Linked DNA regions of Mus musculus: region 2 is linked to region 1. A link is a contact called in ENCODE Hi-C or POLR2A ChIA-PET data. All regions are on one chromosome and are shown on one strand. Each heading gives the region's core, a stretch centred on a gene start or an enhancer-like site at or near the end of the contact. The rest is flanking DNA. Distances are from core to core; before and after follow the strand shown.

What was found. A loop is a pair of places that touch in the nucleus more often than their neighbours do. ChIA-PET counts read pairs that join two places held with the same protein, here RNA polymerase II (POLR2A).
Region 2: a map of left cerebral cortex shows a loop between it and region 1 (6-fold over the local background). The contact joins the promoter of Mdn1 here to the promoter of Casp8ap2 in region 1. A Hi-C loop is called at or near these places in 8 of 37 maps with a recorded cell type or tissue (T-helper 2 cell, adrenal gland, gastrocnemius and 2 more). POLR2A ChIA-PET finds 5 or more read pairs at or near these places in 4 of 5 experiments (Patski and embryonic stem cell).

What each region holds. Positions count from the first base shown.
Region 1 is chr4:32,614,190-32,616,733 of GRCm38, reverse strand. Casp8ap2 (caspase 8 associated protein 2) reads right to left here and starts at 1,264. Exons shown (of 11, transcript NM_001122978.2): 1 at 1,242-1,264.
Region 2 is chr4:32,655,853-32,658,396 of GRCm38, reverse strand. Mdn1 (midasin AAA ATPase 1) reads right to left here and starts at 1,278. Exons shown (of 102, transcript NM_001081392.1): 1 at 1,045-1,278. The coding sequence starts at 1,146.

The sequences.
Region 1 (2,544 bases), core at 15-2,514:
TACTTCTTCTCATCTCCCATCTGAGTTACTACTGAGAGGAGTGGTACACCTTTGAAACATGCAGAGGCCAAGTTTTAAAAACCAAGAAGCTAATGATTGATTAATAACAGCTGCTGGGCTAGGAAGGTTGCTCAGTAGTGTGCAGTCCTCACAGCTTTGAAAAGGCCAGTCCCTAGCACCAAAATGTTCTTTAAAAATTTTACAGGTTGATAACCATTATCTGGAAGGATAAACAGCTTCAACAGATTCATAAGCAAATGCATAGAGAAAGGGGTCATCTAATCTTTTCTGAAAGCAGTATGAAGTTCAAATTTTTCAATACACAAAAGCATACATTTGTAGAAGGAAAACAACCAGGCAAAAGCTAAGAGGCAAATCTCACTCTAGGTTCTGAGGATGAGACAGGCATGAAAAGCAGCATACATTACACAAGTCAAGTATTGATATAAGTGCGCTAAGTACTCCTTTAAATTATCCTGAAGCTCCTATCAAGTCTATATTATTCCTTATCCCGTCTAAATAGATGAGGAACCTAACAGAGCCAATTAGAAAATCTGCTGCAGCCAACAGCTAGAAAGTGGAGAGCTGGGATAAATTCCAGTCAGATGTCAAAAATCAAAAACACCCCTTAAAACATAAATCTCTGGACATATCCCGTAAGATGGCAGGAAATACTATGGAAAAAAAATAATTTGGGGTATGGTAACAGAGCCAAGAAGTCTTGCCTAGTGGCCTAGTCCCTTCCAAGGCGGGGTTGAAGCTCATAGGAGAAAGGCCTTCAGCGAGAAGTTTGGTGTTGGTGTGGCGAGAAAAGACCGCCAAGAGGATCCTTGAAGCACTAATGCTTCCTGAGAATTCTACATTCCCATGTCAGGGATGGTTCGAGGCGCTGCGGAGAGCACATAAACAACTTCTTCTCTCAAGCTTTCAGCTTGGGAAACTGCCCCTGTCACTGATCGCCCGACCCTCGGGACAGCCCCTTCTCCACACTCACCGAGAGCTCGGCAGTAGGGACTTGGGAGACACGGGTGGGGGAGGGGAGGGGCGCGCTGTAGACCCGGCGATGTTCCGGGTGCTCGCCCCAGCGCCCCCCGAGACGCTCCGAGGGGCGCTCCCCGAGGACGGCAGCTGGCTCCTCGAGGCCCAGCCAGGCACAACCCTTCGCCCAGAGCGTAAGCCATCCCAGGCGGCACCCCGCTGCCTCTCCCCAGCAGCCCCGCGACAGGCCCTCAGGAACTTACCCGGCCGGCCAGCCCCGCACAGCGGCCGCTGTCCGGACGCCAGGCGCTCCGCCGTCTCCACCAATCGCAGCTCACGGTAAGGACGCCAGGGCGGGACCGAGCGCCGACAACCAATTAGATAAGACGCAAAGCACGTCTCGGCGCACACAGCCAGTTCCCGCCATTGAAGGCGGAAAAAAAGATTCCAGTTGGCGCCAAACTCTGGTACTTACTCTTCTGTGGCTCCGAAGGGAAGTGGGCGGGCCGTGACCTCAGTGACAACGGGGCGGGGTTTCTCCGCGGAAAAGACGTCACCAGAGCGGAAGTGGGGCGGGTCTGGGAGACGCTAATGAAAGGGAAAGTAAAGGTGGAGGCTCCTAGCTGTTTTGGCTGAGAGCAAGTGGAGAAGGCTTGAGGTCTTTAGTGTATAAATTGTGTCAGCTGCGCGCTAGACAGCGCTAAGATCTGACCTTTAAGATGCCATCCTGGATGGTGAACGTAGCGTAGAATTACTAATTCAGCGGGATAGAAGAAGGTTTTTGTTTTTGTTTTTCCGTATTAAACTTTTTTATGTAAAGCCGGGCGTGGTGGCGCACGCCTTTAATCCCAGCACTTGGGAGGCAGAGGCAGGTGGATTTCAGAGTTCGAGGCCAGCCTGGTCTACAGAGTGAGTTCCAGGACAGCCAGTGCTACACAGAGAAACCCTGTCACGAAAAACCAAACCAAAAAAAAAAAAAATATATATATATATATATATATATACATATATATATACAATAAATTATTTTTATCGTTTTTCCCCTACCCGAACGCATCTCTGATCCCACCTCCTTACCCACCGAACTTCATGTTCTCTTTCTCAAAAAAAGAAAGAAAAAAGGAAAAAGAAACAAAAAAGAAACCAGTAAGAAAAAACAAACAAAGCCAAGACAATACAAAACGAAACAAAAAGCTCAGACACAAAAACATGGAATTCAATTTATATTGGTCAACTACTCCTGGGTATTGTCCCTTCCCCAAAGTCTGGCTGATAGACCAGTGCCACTCTACTAAAGAAAACTGCTGTCTCCTTTCTCTGCAGGTTGAATTCAACTGCAAATACCTCCTCAGGCTTGAACCCCAACGGGTCTTATGAGGGTTATCGGCCTCTGCATTCATATATTTATTAGTCCTGTTGTGTCTGTTCCTTGGATGACACAGTTCTTGGAGTCATCCGCCACCTCTGGCTGTTGAGAGTCTCTCTGCCTCCTTTTGGGTAATGGGTCCCTGATCCTTGAGGCAAAGGGTTTGATGAAGGCGTCCCATTTAGGGCTAAGTGCTCCAA
Region 2 (2,544 bases), core at 29-2,528, 42 kb before region 1:
AGAGATGTTATCTCAAAAGGAAAAAACAAACAAGATGCCTTTTGGCTAAGGGTGTAATTCAGTGACAGAAAGTAGGTTCAACACCTCGGGAAAAACTCTCAGAATTTTCTCTGGCGAATTCTACAATGCTGCAAATGGCTCAGGTTCATTCATCTACAACAGTGACTTTCAACCTTCCTAATGCTACAATCCTTCAATACAGTTCCTCATTTTGTGGTAACCCCAAATCATAAAATTATTTTCGTTGCTAACTCATAACTGTAATTTTGCTACTGTTATGAATCGTAATGTAAATATGCTGGTCTTAGGCGACCCACAGGTTGCGAACCACTGGATGGGCTACACTGCTGTTGACTGCTAAAACAATGGAGTGTGTATGTACTTTATGCACTCTTGGCTGAGAGTTTTACAAAATTAAAATCACGTCTCTCTTGACTCAAGCTTACAGACAGAGCAGGTAAGGAAACTTAGAAAGAAATTAAAACGCAAAGTGAAAACTTGTCTAGTAAGGATGCTCAACTCAGGCAAAAGCCAATACGGCAAAGCTCTTGAAAACACATGACTCATTTGGTAAAAAAAATAAAAATAAAAAAAATAAAATTTAAAAAGTCTTTCATCTCCCAATTTAACTGTCTTGTTAAAACCTTCAGCTGTTTGTTATGAACGGTCACCGAAGAAGACGCGAACTCCCCGGGTGTAGAGACAAGATTTTTGCGTCTCCTCAGTGGTGTATTGAGACGCCCAGAAAAAATACTATGGATGTTCGTCAGTGGGCCAAAGGGTCAAAGTAAAGAAAAGCATCCTTAAAAGCATCCGAGGGGTGGGGAAAGGGAAGGAAAAGCACGTGTCTGGGGGGTGGGGAGGCGGACAGAAGCAGCCTCGCAGAAAAACCAACCGCGCCGATTCCTGAAGGGCATGAACTCCACCAGGGCCTGAGCGCCGGGCAGGGGGCGAGGAAATGGAAGCTGACCCCGAAAAACAAAGGCCCTTTCCCGGGACTCGGCGCTCCGCGACCCGGGCCCGCCTCCCTTCGCCCACGCTCACCGACTTGGCCAGGAACCTGTTCAGCTCGCCGCTGCTCTTCTCGTTCTTGGCGGCGATTAGCCGCAGCGGCCCGGATACCAGCTCCACAGAGAGGTGCTCCATAGTCTCCGGCCGCGGCCACGGGGCCGCGGGGTGACGGCCGAAAACCCACGACGGCAAGAAGACCCCCGAAAGCCGGCAAGCAGACACACACGTGGTGAAGGAATTCACGTTGCGTCATCAACCCGCGGCGGCGCGACTACTGCCACGCCCCCGTGGGCGGAAATGCGTCACTGCCGCGCCACTGCTAGTAGGAAGGGAAGCGGAAGTAGCTTTTGAGGTTAGCCGGTTGACTGATCCTTCTGAGAGTGAAATTCGCGTCGCCAAACGAGGAGCTGCCGGCGCGTGCGACCTAAGCGCACAGTGACTTACTCTGTATCAACACAGGTCCTGTGTGAAAGATAAGCGGATTCGCTGTCCAAGATTGTTGCCCATAAAAAGAGTGACCTTTTGAGAAAAATGGCCCTGAAGTATTCTTACAAATCCTGGAAATAATTGCTTAATTAAAAAAAGAGTAGGAGTTAGTGAGATGCCTTAGTCGGCTAAAAGCTCTTGTAATGCAAGCCTGATGCCCAGAGTTTGATTTGTGACCTCTATTTTACACCATGGCACGTGTGGGCCTTCACACACTTCGCGCATACTCCCCGTAGTAATAATGATTCCAGAAAGGCTGCGGAGTGCACAAAGTTAGAATTGTTAAGATGAAGGTCACGAACAAGTTAAACCTATAATGATGTCAAACAAAATATATTGAGAGGGATTGACAATAAAGAAGCCCATTACCAGCATAGTGCAGCTTACAACCATTTGTAACTCCATCTCTATGAGATAAAACGCCCTCTTCTGGCCTCTGTGGCATACATACATACATACATGTGGCACACAACACACACACCAGTTTTTGTTTTGTTTTGTTTTTTTGAGATAGGATTTCTTTGTAACCCTGGCTGTCCTGGAACTTGCTCTGTAGACAGGGCAGGCCTCTGACCTCAGAGATCCGCCTGCCTCTGCCTCCCCAGGGCTGGGATTGAAGGCGTGACTTTAACACCTGGCTGCTTTGCTTTTTGGTGGTGAGAACTGACTAGATGACTCAGCAGTTAAAAGATGCTTTCCCCTAAGTCTGGCAAACTGATTTCAATCTCTGAAACCCACCCAAAGAACTTGGATAAAAGTTTACTCTAAGTGCAGAGAAAGGAAGCTTCTTCCAGCTGTGGAGGCACTAACAATGAACACCCAGAAAGGCATTCAACCCCCAGAGCAGCAGCAGATTGGTATATTGTGGAAAGTGTCACACCAAAAATGAAATAAAATCCAGGGATCCAATCAGATGCAGAGGATATGGATACAGAATAAAGTACAAGAAAAGGACTAGCCGGCCAGTGGTGTATGCCTTTAATCCCAGCACTTGGAAGGCAGAGGCAGGCAGATTTCTGAGTTCAAGACCAGTCTGGTCTACAGAGT